2 separate regions of the Homo sapiens genome follow, and region 1 is linked to region 2. A link is an interaction called in ENCODE POLR2A ChIA-PET data of the cell type or tissue named here. Cell type or tissue: Panc1. All regions are shown on one strand. Each heading gives the region's core, and the rest is flanking DNA. Links, peaks and the distances in the headings are about the cores only.

Region 1 (4,941 bases), core at 1,200-3,699, 220 kb after region 2:
ACCAGTCCTTCAATGTCCTTCAAGCAGGAGTTAACAACGTCACCACCTTGGTGGAGAACAAAAAGTCTCAGCTGGTGATCACTGCACACGACATGGATCCCATCGAGCTGTTGTCTTCCTGCCTGCCCTGTGTCGTAAAATGGGGGTCCCTTACTGCACTATCAAGGGGAAGGCAAGACTGGGACGTCTAGTCTACAGGAAGACCTGCACCACTGTTGCCTTCGCATGGGTTAACTCGGAAGACAAAGGAGCTTTGGCTAAGCTGGTGGAAGCTATCAGGACCAATTACAAAGACAGACACGACGAGATCTGCTGTCACTGGGGAGGCAATGTCCTGGCTTCCAAGTCTATGGCCCGCATTACCAATCTCAAAAAGGCAAAGGCTAAAGAACTTGCCACCAAGCTGGATTAAATGTACACTGTTGAGTTTTCAGTATATAAAAATAATTAAAATAATACAGATTTTCCTTCCAAAAAAAAAAAGATGTAAACAAATATACTGCTGTAAAAAGCACAATGAGAAGGCACCCATGAGAACAGCCACGGAAAGAACACTGGCACTCTAGAGAACAGAAAGAGAAAAGGCACAAGACAGCAAGGACAGGTGTGTTCCAGGAATGTGACAAGGCCAGGTGGCTGGCAAATCACAATCAAGGGGACAGTGGCTCGACAGGGTCCACCTTTCTGAATGCATCTCCTAGCACTGGCCCTCACTCTAAGGCCAGCCTTGCTCCACTTGAACAAGTGAAGCACTCTCTTGCCTCAGGCCCTTTGCATGGCCTCAAACACTCTTCCCCTGTGTCTTCTCATTGTTCACCCTCATTCAGATCTCTGCTCAATAGCCCCATATCAGTGACCATCCCTCTAAAATAGCCCCTTTACAGGCCAGGCACAGCGCCTCATGCCTGTAATCCCAGCACTGTTGGGAGGCCAAGGCAGAAGGATCACCTGAGGTCCAGGAGTTCAAGACCAGCCTAGCCAACATGGTGAAACTCCATCTCTACTAAAAATACAAAAATTAGCCAGGCATGGTGGTGCGTGCCTGTAATCCCAGCTACCTGGGAGGCTGAGGCAGGAGAATAACTGGAACCCGGGATGCAAATGCTGCAGTGAGCCGAGATCGTGCCACTGCACTCCAGTCTGGGTGAGAGAGTGAGACTCCATCTCAAAAAAATAAAATAAAATAGGCCATTTAGCCCCACTCTGTCTTCTAACTTTACTGCACCTTTTTCCCTTAATCATTTGTCTACTTACTGTCTTGTATATAAACAGATACATTATCCGTCTCTAGAATGTAAGTGCCCTAAGAGCAGGAACTTCATTTGCTCATTGATGGAGCTGAGTACCCAGAAAAGCACCTGGAATGGAATAGGCTTTTAATACGTATTTGTGGAATGCATAAATGCATTACAAGTGTAAGAGCAAGCCAGAAAGAACAGAAGATACATAGAACAGTAAAATTGCCACATCTTCTCTGGGTTCATGAGTCATCACAAATGGGTTATGTCAGATTACTTGAGGATATGAAAGAAAATAGATAACTTCAAAAGCAATGCCTTTCAATATAGAAAAAAAAACACCAGGCCAGGTGTGGTGGTGCACGCCTATAATCCCAGCACTTTGGGAGGTTGAGGGGGGTAGATCACTTGAGCCCAGGAGTTCGAGACCAGCCTGGAAAACACAGTGAGACCTTGTCTCTAAAAAAATTTTTTTTTAATTAGCTGGGCATGGTGGTGCATGCCTGTAGTCCCAGCTACTAGGGAGGCTGAGGTGGGAGGATTGCCTGAGCTCAGGAGGTCAAGGCTGCAGTGACCCATGATGACACCACTGCACTCCAGCCTGGGTGACAGGGAGACCCTGTCTCAAAAAAAAAAAAAAAAAAAAAACAGGAAGAAAAGAAAAAGAGGTCGGGCACGGTGGCTCACACCTGTAATCCCAGCACTTTGGGAGGCCGAGGCAGGATCACTTGAGGTCCGGAGTTCGAGACCAGCCTGGCAACATGGTGAAACCCCATCTCTACTAAAAATATAAAAATTAGCCAGGTGTGGTAGCGGGAGCCTATAGTCCCAGCTACTCCGGAGGGTGAAGCATGAGAATCTCTTCAGTCTGGGAGGCACAGGTTGCAGTGAGCCAAGATCATGCCACTGCACTCCAGCCTGGGCAACAGAGCGAGACTCCATCTCAAAAAAAAAAAAAAAAAAAGAAAAGAAAAGAAAAAAGAAAAGAAAAAACACTCTGCTAAACCTGTAAATAATTTTTAATTGTACCCCAACAAAAGCTGAAAATGGCAAAATAGATGCCAAGAGCAAAGGATTAACTGTGCTTATCATACAGCAAATCCCTCTCCTGTAAATTAAACAAATAGATTATAACAAGGCAAGAGATATTCAAGACTTAGAGAATGAATCCAAGAAACCCATTTGTGCTAAACAAAGGTACCAGGGTAATCAGGAAAGATCAGCAATGTGGAAACTAGGCTGGAATGCAATGGGGTGATCTTGGCTGATTGCAACCTCCACCTCCTGGGTTCAAGCGATTCTCCTGCCTCAGCCTCCTGAGTAGCTGGGACTACAGGCACCCACCACTACACCCAGCTGATTTTTGTATTTTTAGTAGAGAAGGGATTTCGCCATGTTGGCCAGGCTGGTCTGGAATTCCTGATCTCAAGTGATCCACCGGCCTCGGCCTCCCAAAGTGCTGGGATTACAGGCATAAGCCACTGCATCCGACCGGAAAAAGTAACTTTTCTAAAATTAAAATTAAAATTTTCTCAATGAAATCCTAGTATCATTATTAGGCTGCATAGGAATTTTCTCAGGAACACTCTTAAAAACAAGAACAAAAGAAAACAACAGAAACCAAGGCTCTAAACATTCATACATCCATTTCTTAAGTTTTCAAACAAAAACTTAGAAAGAAAACCCAGAAAACATATCCAAATAAAAGTGATTTGACCTCAGAGCTAAGAGAAAGGTTACTAGTCCCACAGGTACAGTGTACCAAGCTCACATTTCTGAAAGGTGAATGGAGACGATTTTCAGAACTAGAAAGGTGAAATAATCCGTAAAGATTAGTGACTACAAGCCAGGCACGATGGCTCACACCTGTAGTTCCAGCATTTTGGGAGGCTGAGGCAGGTGAATTGCTAGAGCTCAGGAGTTTGAGACCAGCCTGGGCAACATGGCAAAATGCAAAATGTCATCTCTACCAAAAATACAAAAATTAGGTGGGTATGGTGGCACGCCAGTGGTCACAGCTACTTTGGAGGCTAAGGTGGGAGGATCACTTGAGCACAAGAAGCTGAGATCACGTCACTGCACTCCAGCCTGAGCAACAGAGTGAGACTCTGCCAAGAAAAAAAAAAAAGAAAGACTAGTGAGTACAAATTTCATGTTGTAGAAATGTAAAAATAGAGAGAAAGAACAGAAAAAAATCAATAAACACTAGTGACAGCTTTGATCACAATCAGAATAAAATAGGCAGCTTAAAGTATGTGAAAGCAGACAGATAAGTAGATTAACTCAATAAAAAGCAAAACCAGTAATAGCAAGTTATCAATCAGTAAACAGAGTGTAAAAACTATAAAACGTGTAGAATTTCAAAAAGAAGGTTAGACTACTAAACCACAATTTGGAGGAGAAAGAGGATTAGAATGAACCAAATTTATCTTTCCTGGAAGGAAGATCGAGGTTTAGGTAAGTGAAATAAATTAAAAGTAGAAATATTGAAAAGCAGACATAAAAGTCAAAATAACCACCCAATTTACATTCTTAAAGCAGCCCTAAGACATTCACTCAAAGAAACATTGTGAATTAAAAGAAGCAAAGACTGGCAATAAAGTGATAAGGAAATTGACGATGCTCCAATTATCTTCATTCTTGCATTGACTAAACACATATTTATTGGGCACCTCTGTACCCCAGGCACCGTTCTAGGCCCTGGGGATGTAATGATCAGATGCAAGACAAAGTTCCTGCTCTCATGGTCCTTTCTGGGGAAAGCAACACCACACAAACAGACATAAGATCAGGATGAAGTGTAAGCAGATGAGAGTTTCCATTTTAGACAGGGTGGTCAGAAGAGGCTTCTTTGAAGAAGGAAGTTTTGAGCAGATTACTGAAGGGCCAAAGTAAGCCATGAGAAGCTGGAGGCAAAGAGACCAGCAAATAAGGTCCCAAGGCAGAAAATACCTTTTTTTTTTTTTTTTTTTTTTTTTTGAGACGGAGTCCCACTCTGTTCTGTTACCCAGGCTGGAGTGCAGTGGTGCAATCTCAGCTCGCTGCAACCTCTGCCTTCTGGGTTCAAGCAATTCTCCTGCCTCAGCCTCCCGAGTAGCTGGGACTACAGGTGCATGACACCACGCCTGGCTAATTTTTTGTGGTTTTGGTAGAGACGGGATTTCACCATGTTGGCCAGGCTGGTCTCGAACTCCTGACCTCAGGTGATCTACCCATCTCGGCCTCCCAAAGTGCTAGAATTACAGTGCCCAGCCAGAAAATATCTTTTATAAAAACCACAAGAAGATACCTCAATGAAACTTAAAAAAATTCATTATGTATGCAGATATGGGGGATCTTTTGGGGTGATATGTTCTCCAACTGGATTGTGATGATATTTGCACAACTTTACAAGTTTATTTAAAAATCTTTGAATTGTGGATTTAAAACAAGTGGATCTTATGGTATGTAAATTATGCCTCCATGAAACTACTTAAAGCACTTTTTTGGGCTGGGTGCCGTGGCTCATGCCTGTAATCCCAGCACTTTGGGAGGCTGAGGCAGGAGGATTGCTTGAGCTCAGGAGTTCAAGATCAGCCTGGGCAACATAGTGAGACCTCGTCTGTACAAAAAAATAAAAAATTGGCCGGGTGCGGTGGCTCACGCCTGAAATCCCAGCACTTTGGGAGGCTGAGGTGGGTGGATCACCTGAGGTCAGGAGTTT
Region 2 (4,941 bases), core at 1,506-4,005:
AGATGGAATTTCACTCCCATCGTGCAGGCTGGAGTACAGTGGTGTGATCTCAGCTCACTACAGCCTCCACCTCCCAGGTTCAAGTGATTCTCCTTCCTCAGCCTCCTGAGTAGCTGGGATTACAGGCATGTGCCACCAGGCCCAGCTAATTTTTGTATTTTTAGTAGAGACGGAGTTTCACCATGTTGGCCAGGCTGGTCTTGAACTCCTGATCTCAGGTTGTCCTCCCACCTTGACCTCCCAAAATGCTAGGATTACAAGCGTGAGCCACTGCGCCCGGCCAAGAGAGTAGATTTTAAGTGTTCTCACTGCCAAAAAAAAAAAAATGATAAGGGTGTGTGGTAAAAGAAAAAAAAAGGGCCAGGCTCAGTGGCTCATGCCTGTAATCCCAGCACTTTGGGAGGCTGAGGCAGGCAGATCATGAGGTCAGGAGATTGAGACCATCCTGGCCAACACGGTGAAACACTGTCTCTACTAAAAATACAAAAACTTAGCTGGGCGTGGTGGCAGGCACCTGTAGTCCCAGCTACTCAGGAAGCTGAGGCAGGGGAATGGCGTGAACCCAGGAGGCGGAGCTTGCAGTGAGCCAAGATCGCACCACTGCACTCCAGCCTGGGTGACAGAGTGAGACTCCATCTCAGAAAGATGAAGTGATGTGTGATTCTGCTAAGGATCCCAGTTTTAGGGAGGGAGCATGTGATAGATGGAACGTGTGTCATGTACCCAGTTCTTGGCAGGCAAGGAGGGACATTTTAACGGTCAGCTGTATCACGACTGTGTCCCATGGGTGAAGGAGTGGATTTCCAGACCAATATTGGTGCGCTACATCAGAAGACAGAAGGATGAACACTAGGTAAGCAGAAAGAACATCATTCTGGCCGGGCCCGGTGACTCATGCCTGTAATGCCAGCACTTTGGGAGGCTGAGGGAGGCGGATCACCTGAGGTCAGGAGTTCAAGACCAGCCTGGCCAACATGGTGAAATCCCATCTCTACTAAAAATACAAAAATTAGGCGGGTGTGGTGGTGGGCTCTTGTAATCTCAGCTACTTGGGAGGCTGAGGCAGTAGAATTGCTTGAACCCAGGAGGCGGAGGTTGCAGTGAGCCGAGATTGCGCCACTGCACTCCAGCCTGGGCAACAGAGCAAGCCTCCAGCTCAGAAAAAAAACAAAACAGAACATCATTCCAATCTGGGCCCTGCCTGCCCAGCAACCATGCGTTCTGCTTCATACACAAATAATTTCAGAACTGCCCCAAGCAGAACGCAGCTACTATAGATGCAAATGGAAACAGGCTTCCTTATAGACCTCCTTTTTTGCTGTTTTAAAAGAGATAGGGTCTCGCTTTGTCACCCAGGCTGGAGTGCAATGGCGCGATCATACTCATTGCAGCCTTGAACTCCTGAGTGTAAGCGATCCTCCTGCCTCAGCCCCCAAGTAGCTGGGACTACAGGAGCCACTGTCCCCTGCCTTAAAAACTTTATAAGCCTCCAATGCATCCAGTCTCCAGTTCTGGGTCTGGAGGAAAGCCTGTCCTTCCTCTAGTTCTATTACAATCCCATCTCAATATGAGGCAAACCATGGATTAAAAGGTAAATTTGGCCAGGCACGGTGGCTCACGCCTGTAATCCCAGCACTTTGGAGGACTGACGGGGGAAGATGGCTTGAGCCCATGAATTTGAAAGCAGCCTGGGCAACATGGCAAAACCCTATCTCCAGAAAAAGCAAGAAAAAGAAAAAAATTAGCCAGGCAAGGTTAATGTCCACCTGTGGTTCCAGGTACTCAGGAGGCTGAGGTGGGAGAATCACTTGAGTCCAGGAGGCAGAGGTTGCAGTGAGCCGTACATTCCAGCCTAGCTGACAGAGTGAGACCTTTTCTCAAAAAAAAAAAAAAAAAAAAAAAAAAAGGAGTGGGGGCATTGAGCTGGGTAAGGTAGCTCACGCCTGTAATCCCAGCACTTTGGGAGACTGAGAGGGGAGGATCACTTGATCCGAGGAGTTTGAGACCAGACTGCACACCATAGCAAGACCCTCTCTCTACAAAAAAAATAAAAATTAAAATTACCCAGGCACGGTGGCACATGTCTGTGGTCCCCAGCTACTTGGGAGGCTGAGGCAGGAGAATCGCTTGAGCCGAGGCAGGAGAATCGCTTGAGCCCAGGCTGGAGTGCAGTGGTGTGATCCCGGCTCACAGCAACCTCCGCCTCCTGGGTTCAAGCGATTCTCATGCATCGGCCTCAGCCTCCCAAGTAGTTGGGATTACAGGCGCCTACCACCACGCCTGGAAAATTTTTGTATTTTTAGTAGAGATGGGGTTTCACCATGTTGGCTGGGCTGGTCTCGAACATGCCTGTGGTCCCAGCTACTCAGGAGGCTGAGGTGGGAGGGTCACCTGAGTCTAGGAGGTCGAGGCTGCAGTGAGCCAAGATTGCACCACTGCACTCCAGCCTGAATAACAGAGACCTTGTCTCAAAAAACGTTAAAAGAAAAAGAAACAGATGTGTGTGTGTGTGTGCACCTGCATGTGTTCATGTGGTGTGTTTGCACGTGTGTATGTGTGTATGTGTTGGTGTGCATGTGTGTGTATGTGTGTATGTGTTGGTGTGCATGTGTGTGTATATGTGTGTGTACGTGTGTGGTGTGTGTGTATGTGTGGTGTGTGTATGTGTGTGTGGTGTGTGTATGGCGTGGTGTGTGTGTATGTGTATATGTGTTGGTGTGCATGTGTGTGTATGTGTGTACATGTGTATGTATGTTTATGTGTGTTTGTGTTTGTGTGGTGTGTGTGTGGTGTGTATGTGTGTGTGGTGTGTGTGTGGTGTATGTGTGTGGGGGGTGTATGTGTGTGGTGTATGTGTGTGGTGTATGTGTTTGTGTGTGGTGTGTGTGTGTTTGTGTGTGTGTGGTGTGTGTATGTGTATTTCTTTGAATGAGAAATTGGCTCCCATGATTATGGAGCTGACAACTCCCAAGGTCTGCAGGCAGCAAGCTGGAGGCCCAGGAGGGCCGGTGGTGTGGCTGCAGCCGGTGTCTGAAGGCCTGAGAACCAGGAGGGCGGGTGGTGCAGCTGCAGTGTGAAAGCCGGCAGGCTCGAGACCCAGGAAGAGCTGATGTTTCTGTTTGAGTCTGCAGGAAGGAAAAAGACTGAAGTCTCAGCTCAAGACAGTCAGGCAGGAGGAGTTCAACTGATTGGCCGAGGCCCACCCCATGAGGAAGGCCTGAAACTGTGCAAGGGGGAAGCTCCGGGGGGCTCCCACGTTGCAGACAGCCTACGAATTCTAGTGTTCGTCTCATCTAAAACAGCCGCACAGACACACCCAGAGTCACGTTCGACCAAATGGACACATAAAATTAACCATCACAGCATCCTCGAACGCCAGTGCCTCTGGGGGCTGGTGCACGTGGTGAGACCAGTGACTGCCGATGGCGTGAGGCTTGACCTTACAGGCTGAGGACAGAGCCACCGCATCGCAGCCTGGCTGAGCTGAAGCGCCTTCTCTGGCTGTTGGCCCTCTCCAAGCTAGTGGCTTTTGGGGTTACCCAGTAAATTGGCCAGAAAGTGTCATCCAGATGTGGCATCTGTGGCCTCTAAAATCCAGCGACCTCCCAAACACGGGATTCTTTCTTACAGATGGCAGGGGCCAAAAGTACAGTGGTTGGCTCTTCACTTCAGAGGGGGCACCCTGGCATGCCCCAGACCACCAGACCCCCAGAAATTTCACAGACATGAGGCCGGGCACGGTGGCTCATGCCTGTAATCCCAGCACTCCGGGAGGCCGAGGCGGGCGGATCACGAGGTCAGCAGTTCAAGAGCAGCCTGGCCAACATGGTGAAACCCCGTCTCTACTAAAAATACAAAAATTAGCCGGGCATGGCGGCACGTGCCTGTAATCCCAGCTACTCAGGAGGCTGAGGCAAGAGAATCGCTTGAACCTAGGAGGTGGAGGTTGCAGTGAGCCGTGATCGCGCCACTGCCCTGCAGCCTGGGCAAGAGAGTGAGACTCTGTCTCAAAAAAAAAAAAAAAAAAAAAAAAAGAAAGAAAAGAAATTTCACAAACATGAAGACCCCTGAATCCTCATGGGAGTAAATCTTCCACCATCAGACACTCACGTTTCTCACCAAGCTATCTGTGACACCTGATACTTTAGGCGGGGAAATTTTTGGTTACTGCTGTTCACCCCCCACACCACAAATCATCAGTGAGTTCAAGATCAGCACCTTTTTTTTTTTTAAGACAGGGTCTTGGGGCTTGGCGCGGTGGCTCACACCTGTAATCCCAGCACTTTGGGAGGCTGAGGCGGGCGGATCACGAGATCAGGAGATCGAGACCATCCTGGCTAACTCGGTGAAACCTTGTCTCTACTAAAAATACAAAAAATTAGCCGGGCGTGGTGGCGGGCGCCTGTAGTCCCAGCTACCTGGGAGGCTGAGGCAGGAGAATTGCTTGAACCCGGGAGGCAGAGCTTGCAGTGAGCCGAGATCGCGCCACTGCACTCCAGCCTGGGTGACAGAGAGAGACTCTGTCTCAAAAAAAAAGAAGACAGGGTCTCACTCTGTCTCCCAGGCTGAAGTGCAACGGCAGGATCTTGGCACACTGCAGCCTCCACCTCCCAGGCTCAAGTAATCCACCCACCTCAGCTTCCCAAGTAGCTGAGACTACAGGTATGCACCATGCCCAGCTAATTTTTGTATTTTCTGTAGAGAGGGGCTTTCACCATGTTGCCCAGGCTGGTCTCAAACTCCTGGACTCAAGAAATCTGCCCAGCTCAGCCTCCCAAAGCGCTGGGATTACAGGTGTGAGCCACCGTGCCCAGCCTTGATCAGCAGCATTTTGTGACACAGGATATAAGGACTGGATAACCAGGCATTACTTATCAGAAGAGAGAAAATGGACAATTCATTGTGAACAAGAAGAAGACTCAGTGTAGTTATTTTACAGTC

Evidence for each region. ChIA-PET counts read pairs that join two places held together with the same protein. Peaks named below come from ENCODE experiments on the same cell type or tissue, not always from the same donor. Only the 100,000 strongest peaks of a DNase experiment are listed, where the experiment ranks them.
Region 1: POLR2A ChIA-PET joins it to region 2 with 10 read pairs; 3 of 35 experiments call an interaction of 5 or more read pairs at or near these places.

The regions. Positions count from the first base shown.
Region 1 is chr1:8,052,711-8,057,651 of GRCh38, reverse strand. The region is part of intron 2 of ERRFI1-DT (ERRFI1 divergent transcript); the gene reads right to left. It also overlaps the pseudogene RPL7AP18. Among named protein-coding and RNA genes, the nearest start is that of ERRFI1-DT, 29 kb to the right of the region's middle. In Panc1, for the core only: no CTCF peak of the experiment used is centred there; no DNase peak of the experiment used is centred there; H3K27ac peaks cover 2,454 bases.
Region 2 is chr1:8,274,819-8,279,759 of GRCh38, reverse strand. All of the region lies in intron 1 of LINC03154 (long intergenic non-protein coding RNA 3154), which reads right to left. Among named protein-coding and RNA genes, the nearest start is that of LINC03154, 18 kb to the right of the region's middle. RefSeq lists an enhancer at 3,264-3,323. In Panc1, for the core only: no CTCF peak of the experiment used is centred there; no DNase peak of the experiment used is centred there; H3K27ac peaks cover 1,064 bases.